Linked DNA regions of Homo sapiens: region 2 is linked to region 1. A link is an interaction called in ENCODE POLR2A ChIA-PET data of the cell type or tissue named here. Cell type or tissue: CD4-positive, alpha-beta T cell. All regions are shown on one strand. Each heading gives the region's core, and the rest is flanking DNA. Links, peaks and the distances in the headings are about the cores only. Region 1 overlaps ZZEF1 (zinc finger ZZ-type and EF-hand domain containing 1). Region 2 overlaps ZZEF1 (zinc finger ZZ-type and EF-hand domain containing 1).

Evidence for each region. ChIA-PET counts read pairs that join two places held together with the same protein. Peaks named below come from ENCODE experiments on the same cell type or tissue, not always from the same donor. Only the 100,000 strongest peaks of a DNase experiment are listed, where the experiment ranks them.
Region 2: POLR2A ChIA-PET joins it to region 1 with 5 read pairs; 4 of 35 experiments call an interaction of 5 or more read pairs at or near these places.

What each region holds. Positions count from the first base shown.
Region 1 is chr17:4,042,293-4,046,683 of GRCh38, reverse strand. ZZEF1 (zinc finger ZZ-type and EF-hand domain containing 1) reads left to right here. Exons shown (of 55, transcript NM_015113.4): 38 at 2,310-2,460; 39 at 4,116-4,255. Among named protein-coding and RNA genes, the nearest start is that of LINC01975, 67 kb to the right of the region's middle. In CD4-positive, alpha-beta T cell, for the core only: no CTCF peak of the experiment used is centred there; a DNase peak (open chromatin) is centred at 2,573; H3K27ac peaks cover 1,069 bases.
Region 2 is chr17:4,095,139-4,099,529 of GRCh38, reverse strand. ZZEF1 (zinc finger ZZ-type and EF-hand domain containing 1) reads left to right here. Exons shown (of 55, transcript NM_015113.4): 10 at 2,830-2,921; 11 at 3,551-3,699. Among named protein-coding and RNA genes, the nearest start is that of ZZEF1, 46 kb to the left of the region's middle. In CD4-positive, alpha-beta T cell, for the core only: no CTCF peak of the experiment used is centred there; no DNase peak of the experiment used is centred there.

The sequences.
Region 1 (4,391 bases), core at 272-4,271:
GGTACATTTAACAAAGCAAGTAGCTCTCCCAGTTTCATTCCTCTCTTAGGACAGTCTTACAGTCACATTTTTCTCAGAAAGAGGTTGAAGGTAGGATTGATATTGAGGTTACATATGCAGAGGGGAGGCTGAGTTAGGTACCCCTGGGAGACGGCATGTCACCTCCTGAATGTTTGGTGTTGAATCACACTCCACCTTTGGCCCCAAAGAGTGAAAGTCAACGTTTGGCCTTCTCAGACCTGAAGCTGGGGTGCCTCCACCATGCACATAACACTTCCCATGTAGCCACAGTTCCACACATAAGCCTGTGTGACAATAGGGAAAGGCACCCTGAGGGTCCCAGGAGTGCAAACAGTCACTGGGGGGATTCTGAGTGACTTCTCAGGAAATGCAGCTGACAGCTGTCACCTTGCCCATCTGGGCAGCTCACCACTAGACTCCTGATTCTAGAAAAGTCTCCCACCTCCAGAAAGGGCCCCTTTAACAAGTCTCATTGCCAAAGTGGGATTCTCAAAAGGGCATCAAAGGTATGTTTATTCTGTTTTTTAAAATAAAGAGGCCGGGCGTGGTGGCTCATGCCTGTAATCCCAGTACTTTGGGAGGCCAAGATGGGTGGATCGCAAGGTCAGGAGATCAAGACCATCCTGGCTAACACAGTGAAACCTCATCTCTACTAAAAATACAAAAAATTAGCTGGGTGTGGTGGCGGACACCTGTAGTCCCAGCTACTCGTGAGGCTGAGGCAGGAGAATCACTTGAACCTGGGAGGCGGAGCTTGCAGTGAGCCGAGATGGCGCCCCTGCACTCCAGCCTGGGTAACAGAGCGAGACTCCATCTCAAAAAAAAAAAAAAACAAGAACAAAAAAACAGCATCTAGGAAACAGCAGCTAGGAAAGAATGCTAAAACCTGGTAGAAAGGGTGTGATTAGTTAGGTTTAGGAGTAGCATCCGGTTTTGTTTGATCAAGTGACATGTGTGGTTGGCTTTATGTACACCTTCCATGTTAATTAACAAAGGCAAATTCTATAGAAAAGTAAGAGAGGAAATATATACAACCCACAACTCTGTCCCACAGCCCACAGAATGCCAGTTTCTACAGCAATAAAATAGCTTCATCTGTGGCAGTGAAAACAATGTCATATTTCTAGGCTATAGAATTGATGTAGTCTTATCTTCATCATATTAAAGATAATGTTAGATACCAAGAATTTTCTAATTATTCTGTAAATAAAGGTTTGTTTGGTTTTCATACTGAAGAAAACAAAGTACATTAACGATAGTCACCAGAGTGTACTAGAAGGGAAGTCACAACTTTTTATACTCACAGAGTCAAAAGAAAAAGAAAGAAAGAATTTCATAGCTTTGTCTTTTTCCTCTGGGAACAACTTTCCATGCTTGGTTTCTGAAAGCTGAATAGAATGTATGAGAGGTTTTTAATAGAGCCATTTCTTATGGGACTGCAGGCTCTGACAGAGGGACATTTGGAAGATGGGGGATGCGATGCAATGGTTACTATCTTATTTTTTTTTTGAGACAGAGTCTTGCTCTGTCGCCCAGGCTGGAGTGCAGTGGCGCAATCTCGGCTCACTACAACCTCCTCCTCCTGGGTTGAAGCGATTCTCCTGCCTCAGCCTCCTGAGTAGCTGGGATTACAGGCTCACGCCACCACGCCCAGCTAATTTTTGTATTTTTAGTAGAGATGGGGTTTCGCCATGTTGGCCATGCTGGTGTTGAACTCCTGACCTCAAGGGATCTGCCCGCCTTGGCCTCCCAAAGTGCTGGAATTACAGACATGAGCCATCACACCCAGCCCGACAGTTACTGTCTTAATTAGAATATAGATTTACCATAAGAAATGAGTGGCATAGGCGAGGCCTGGTAGCTCACGCCTGTAATCCCAGCACTTAAAGAGGACGAGGTGGGCAGATCACGAGGTCAAGAGATCGAAACCATCCTGGCCAACATGGTGAAACCCTGTCTCTACTAAAAATACAAAAATTAGCTGGGCATGGTGGCACGCACCTGTAGTCCCAGCTACTCAGGAGGCTAAGGCAGGAGGATCGCTTGAACCTGGGAGGTGGAGGTTGCAGTGAGCCGAGATCACACCACTGCACTCTAGCCTGGTGACAGAGTGAGACTCTATCTCAAAAAAACACACAAAAAAGAAAAAAGAAATGAGTGGCATTTTCTAATGGCATTCAAAAGTTTTTTAGTCTATGAAGACTGGCTAATCATTAAAAAGTTATCATAATCATGGAGCAAACTTTGTTATAAGAAACCTTAATTCTTTTACACTTTTGTTTTTTTAGGGAAAGAGAGCTGTTCATGAGGAAATCAGACCTGTAGATTTCAAGCAGAGAAATAAGGCAGATAAAGGTGTATCATTATCGAAGGATCCTTCATGCCAGACCCAAATTTCAGATTCACCTGCAGATGCTAGCCCACCTACAGGACTTCCAGGTAAAGACTATTTGACCATTATCTTCATCTCTTTCATCTTAAAATGCACATATACCCATCCCTGAGCTGTTTGTGGCACACAGCTTGACATTGGCTAGACGCCAGGGGTGCGTGGTTTCTCAGTTCTGTTCAGATGGTGCTGATGACACCTCGAATGTCATCTTTCTTCACTTTGACTGCTTTCCTACCTTATTTATTTCCTGTATTTACTAAGTGCTTTCTATATGCCAAACACAGTGCTAGACCTTGGGGATGAAACAGGGACTGAATCAGACAGATAGACATGTGGTTCCTGCCCTCATGGAGCTCACAGTCTAGGAGGGCTTAAGACACAGGTGCAGGTAACTGTAATTTGAGGCGGAATGAGGTGTAAGTGGGTGTTGACAGTGATTGGTGTCTCTCTGGGGCAGACTGTATCCTCATAAAGCTTTAGAGAGGAAGAGATCTAGGGGACCTTGAATGTGCTAGGATCTGCAATAGGGATGGGCGTTCGGAGAAGAAAGGCCAACAGGAGCAAAGGCCCTAAAGTAGAGAAGTCCCTCTTGGCAGGTGTGTAGGGATGGAGTGGAACACTAGAGGATGATAAAGGAGAGATGCTGCTGAAGGCCTCAGCCTGCCAGAGGATAGCAGCAGCAAGGTCAGAGCTGGCTTAGGAGGATTGAGGAGCATGCTGTGGGCTCAGGAGACTGGAGGCAAGTCCCAGCCTCCTCCTTATGGTGGCCCAGGAGTGCAGGATCTTCCCCACCTTCCTGCTCTGTGATGGCGGGGTGAGCACCTGGCCTTCTGCCCTCTCTATCTGATGCTTATCTATGCAGTGTGTATAATTCTGAGTTCCAGAAAACAGTCTGACACTCCACATCAATCCAAATCATCAAAATTCACTGGAGTCTCATTCCCCTGAGGATCAGCATCCTGGTTCATAGGCAGTTTATTCATTCATCAAGTATTAAGTACCTGCCATGCTCCAGAAACACCTCTAGGTGCTTGAGATACATCACTGAAAGAAACAAAAATCTGAAAGAAGGCAGACAGTAAACAATAAATATAAATTATGTGGAATGTGAAAAGGTGATGAAATGCTGTGAGCACAGCAGAGCAGGCTCAGGGAGATGGGGAGGGCGGGGGTAAGAGAGCTCTGGGAGGACAGTCTTTCATTTAAACAGGGCTCAGGCAGGCCTCCTGGAGAAGGAAACAGCTGAGCGCAGACATGCCCAGCCATAGGCTTTTAAAATCCCAGCTTTAGGCCGGGAGCAGTGGCTCAGGCCTGTAATCCCAGCACTTTGAGAGGCCAAGGTGGGCGGATCACTTGAGGTCAAGAGTTCGAGACCAGCCTGGCCAACATGGTGAAACCCCGTCTCTACTAAAAATACAAAAATTAGCTGAGCAAGGTGGCGCACGCCTGTAATCCCAGCTACTTGGGAGGCTGAGGTAGGAGAATTGCTTGAACCCGGGAGGTGGAGGTTGCAGTGAGCCGAGATTGTGCCATTGCACTGCAGCCTGGGCAACAGAGTGAGACTCCCTCTCAAATTTAAAAAATAAATGAATAAAATCCCAGCTTTATTCCGTAGCAGCACAGGGGACAGTGCAGTGGTTTACTTGCCTCTTCATACATGTGGAGATGCAGGCAAATTCTGAAAGTTTGTTTTACCACTTAGATGCTGAAGATTCAGAAGTGTCATCTCAGAAGCCCATAGAGGAAAAAGCAGTTACTCCAAGCCCTGAGCAAGTGTTTGCTGAGTGTTCCCAGAAGAGGATTTTGGGATTACTAGCAGCCATGTTACCTCCCTTAAAGTCGGTAAGGGCAATTTATTTTTAAAAGTGGGGGTGGTGGTATGCATAGAAGAAGGTTTTGGAAAGCCACATACTGAAACAAATGATGACAATCATCTCTGTAGCCTTAAGGGTAGGATTAGAAGTTATAATTATTTTCT
Region 2 (4,391 bases), core at 251-4,250, 53 kb before region 1:
GTGAGCTAGGCTGGACACAGTGGCTCATGCCTGTAACCCCGACACTTTGGGAGGCAGAGGTGGGAGGATTTCCTGAGGCCAACAGTTTGAGACCATCCTGGGTAACATAGTGAGATCCAGTCACTACAAAAAATGAAATAAAAAATTAGCTGGGCATGGTGGTGTTTGCCTGTGGGCCTACTTAGGCTGAGGCAGGAGGATTGTTTGAGCCCAGGAGTGTAAGGTCGCAGTGAGTTATGATTGTACCACTGCACTCCAGCCTGGGCAACAGAGCGAGACCCTGTGTCTAAAAAACAAAAGAGAAAAATGAAAAAAACCACGTGAGCTGATTTCTTACCAAGAAAAGGAAGCACAGAAGTTTTATTTTTTTTTTTAAGGTTTTGTTTTTGTTTTGCCTTTCTGAAAAAATGTCATTGCATATTTGGTGGCAGTGTTATTTTAAAAGAGTCTATCCGATTCTGTTGACTTAAATTATTGCTTCTGCTACTACATTGAGACTAACTAAAATTGCTGATTTATCACTTAACTTTTAGACAATAGTTTAGCCTTTACATAGATTTCTTTTACATAGAGACATCCAGGGCTCTGGGAAAAGGTAAGAGTTCAATAATTGGGATAGTTCTTAGTATTACTGTTAGTGGAGTTGTGTGAATTGTTGGTAGTATGGATTCTTAAAATTGCCTATAGAATTGCTCTTTCATAGAACTAGATCATAGAGCGTCTGTGTGAATTAGAGAAGTTTCCTTTGGATTTAATTTTCTTAGTTTTGGTGACTCATTTTGCACATTGTCTTTATAAATTTTTGTTGGCTTGAACTCCATGTAATGAAACAGGAAGCATGAAATTGGTTTTAGTCTTGTCATTTTGATAGGCAGAATTGTTAAGAAAATTCAGAGTCCCAGAAAAAAAAGCTTATTTATTGCTGAGTTATATCATTTAGAGACGTTTGAAAGAGAAAGGCAACCTTGGGTCTAGCAGAAGACTTTTTCATGAGTTGTTAAAGGATAATTACCAACAATCAAAAAAGGAAAATAGTGACTGTCATACAAATATAAGTGAACACATTCATACTTTTAATTTATTTACTTTAATTTATTTATTCATTCATTCATTCATTTGAGACAGGGTCTCACTCTACTGCCCAGACTGGAGTGAAGTGTTGTGATGATAGCTCACTGCAACCTCCACCTCCCAGGCTCAAGCGATCCTCCCACCCTGGCCTCCCAAGTAGCTAGGATTGCAGGTGTGCACCACCGTGCCCAGCTGATTTTTTTTTTTTTTTTTTTTTGAGTTGGAGTCTCACTCTGTCACCCAGGCCGGCTGGAGTGCAATGGTGAGATCTCAGCTTACTGCATCCTCCGCCTCCCGGGTTCAAGCGATTCTCCTGTCTCATCCTCCTGAGTAGCTGGGATTACAGGTGTGTGCCACCACGCCCGGCGAATTTTGTGTTTTTAGTAAAGATGGGGTTTTCACCATGTTGGCCAGGCTCGTCTCGAACTCCTGACCTTAAGTGAACTGCCTGCCTCAGCCTCCCAAAGTGCTGGGATTATAGGTGTGAGCCACCACACCCACCTTGATTTTTGCTTTTTTTTTTTTTTTTTTTGGTAGAAATGGGGTCTCACTGTGCTGCCCAGGCTGGTTTTGAGGCTCAAGTGATCCACTGGCCTCAGCCTCCCAAAGTGCTGGGATTACAGGCATGAGCTACTGTGCCTGGCCCAGACTTTTTATTTAGCTCATTAATTAATGAGGGAACCAGTAAGATGTTACAAACAGTTCTAAGGAGAATTCATAAAATACATGTAGACTAACAAGAATGCTAAAATTAATTTACAAATAGATAGAATGTTGGTCAGTATCCATAAGGAATAATCAGCAACATTTCCACAGAACACAGTGTTTAGTTCTGTGGACAAGAATCATGTGCATCACTACCAGTGTTCTACAACTTACAGAATTGTAAAATAGTTTAGAGACCATAAAAGGCAGAGACGACCGAAAGGGTATGTTGGCTAGGACACCCAGTGATTCTTTTTTTTTTTTTTTTTTTTTTTTCCCATTTCAAAGCCTTTCATAACCTTTCCTGACAAAGTGTTGTAGAAGCTAACTAATCCCTTTCTCAGCCACTAAGCCAGTAGGCTTTATCAGCCCAGGCAGCCATCAGCCATGGTTGTAGGTGTGGCTCAGGAAGATGATTGATTGTCCAGTCTTTTGTCGCTTTGGCTTAAATGTTTTATAAACATTTCTTTTCTTTTTCTTTTTCTTTTTCTTTTTTTTTTTTGAGACGGAGTTTCACTCTGTTGCCCAGGCTGGAGTGCAGTGGCACAATCTCCAAGCTCCGCCTCCCGGGTTCACGCCATTCTCCTGTCTCAGCCTCCCGAGTAGGTGGGACTACAGGCGCCCGCCACCACACCTGGATAATTTTTTGTATTTTTAGTAGAGACGGGGTTTCTCCGTGTTAGCCAGGATGGTCTCCGTCTCCTGATCTCGTGATCCACCCGCCTCGGCCTCCCAAAGTGCTGGGATTACAGACGTGAGCCACTGTGCCCGGCCTAAACATTTATTTTCTTATTGTTACCTCAGAGCAGGGCTGCCTGTGAGGTGGAGGGGATTGTGCCCTGGGAAAGTTGAACCTGGTCAGTTCTCTGCTTACCTGGGGCTTTATCATCGGGGTTGCCTCTGTCCAAAGAGGACATTTTTCTCTAATTTTCGTGAAGATATCAGACCAGTTACCCCCCATGACTCAAAGGATATGGTTTGTTTTTGTTGATCTTAGTTCTTAGGGCTATAAAAATGGGTTAGTTCCCTAACTTGAGTTTTCCCTTTTTTCAGGTTTTCTTACGGAAACTGGAAAAACCAGAGCCAGCACTATTTTTTCTACCGGAACTGAATCTGCCTTCCAAGTTACACAGATAAGAATTATGGTAATTTTCGTGCTACCTTCTTTAAGCAATGTTACTACTTTTGTTTTCAATTTTTATGGGTACATAGTAGGTATATATATTTGTGGGGTACATGAGGTGTTTTGATACAGGCATGCAATGTGAAATAATCATACAGAGGATGAGGATGAGCTATTCATCCCCTCAGGCATTTAGTCTTTGTGTTATAAACAATCCATTACACTGTTGTAGTTACTTTTCCATGTACAATTAGGTTATTATTGAATATTACCTTTTATTACATTTCAGAAGTCCACGTCATTGGTGTTTTGGTTTTTTTTTTTAAAGTCAGACCTATGGCTGACCATGTCATTGGTTATTCATTGAACATTTAATGATGATTTACTCTGTGTCAGGCCTGTAGCAGAGGGCAGGGACACAAAGATGGATAGACTGTAAAGTCTTTGAAATGGTGAGAATATAAGGATTGAGAAAGTTAAGGAACATTTCTTGGGAAACAGCTTTCTTATTTTTTGAGGGCTTAATATGTTTGAAATATTTTTCATTGGTCTCGTTTTGTTTTAACCTGTTTGAATTTAACCATGCTGGAAACAAAACGGCCACAGAACTTTTGCCCCTTTGATAGACTTCATCCTAATCTCTGTTTCCAGGTTCGACGTGGTGGCATTGGTGCCCAGTGTGGGTTGGTGTTTGCCTATAACTCATCTTCAGATAAATTTTGTGCGGAAGAACACTTCAAAAGGTTTGAAAAATATGACAAATGGAAGCTTCAGGAGCTCAGGCAATTTGTAAAAAGCAGGTAAGAAGGTAAAAAATCTTTGTAGAACAAAGATCTACAGAACAAAAATCTTTGTAGTTAATAAGAATGTATTCATGCTCATTGGTGAACTGTGCTTGCTTGTCTTTATAGAAAAGGCGCCACTAATCCATCTCAGTGGCCATAAGCCTTCATTGCTTTCTAGTAGCATATCTGAAGATGTGTATGTTAATTTGTTCATAGCATGTTACTCAGTCCCTTTTGTGGCCAGGGGCACACATCTTCACAATGGCTGGGTAATGATCTATCTATGCCTGAATTGTGGACAGCCTGCAGTCTTTAGCCATTGCCCCAACCCCCCTTCTCCCATTCCTGCTTTTAACACAAATACTTATTAAGTACCTACTGTGTGCCAGGCCTGATGCTAGGTGCTGAAGATACCGTAATGAGGAAATTGGCACAGTTCTTGCTTTATATAGCTTACTGTTTAGCTCAGAAGACAGGTAAGAAAACTTGCAGTATCAACAGTGTTATGAATGTGCTGTAGGGGAGAAAGGGCGCTGTGGGGACACAGGGCAGAGCGGCCCTCCTGATCAGAGACATCTTTCTGGAGCAAGTGTTGTTATGCTGTTTATGAAGGATGAGTTGGAGTTGATCGGCCACTGGAAGGAGAATGTCCTAAGCAGAGAGGGCAGCTTCATGGGCCCAGAGGTGAAGCATGGCACATTGAAGGA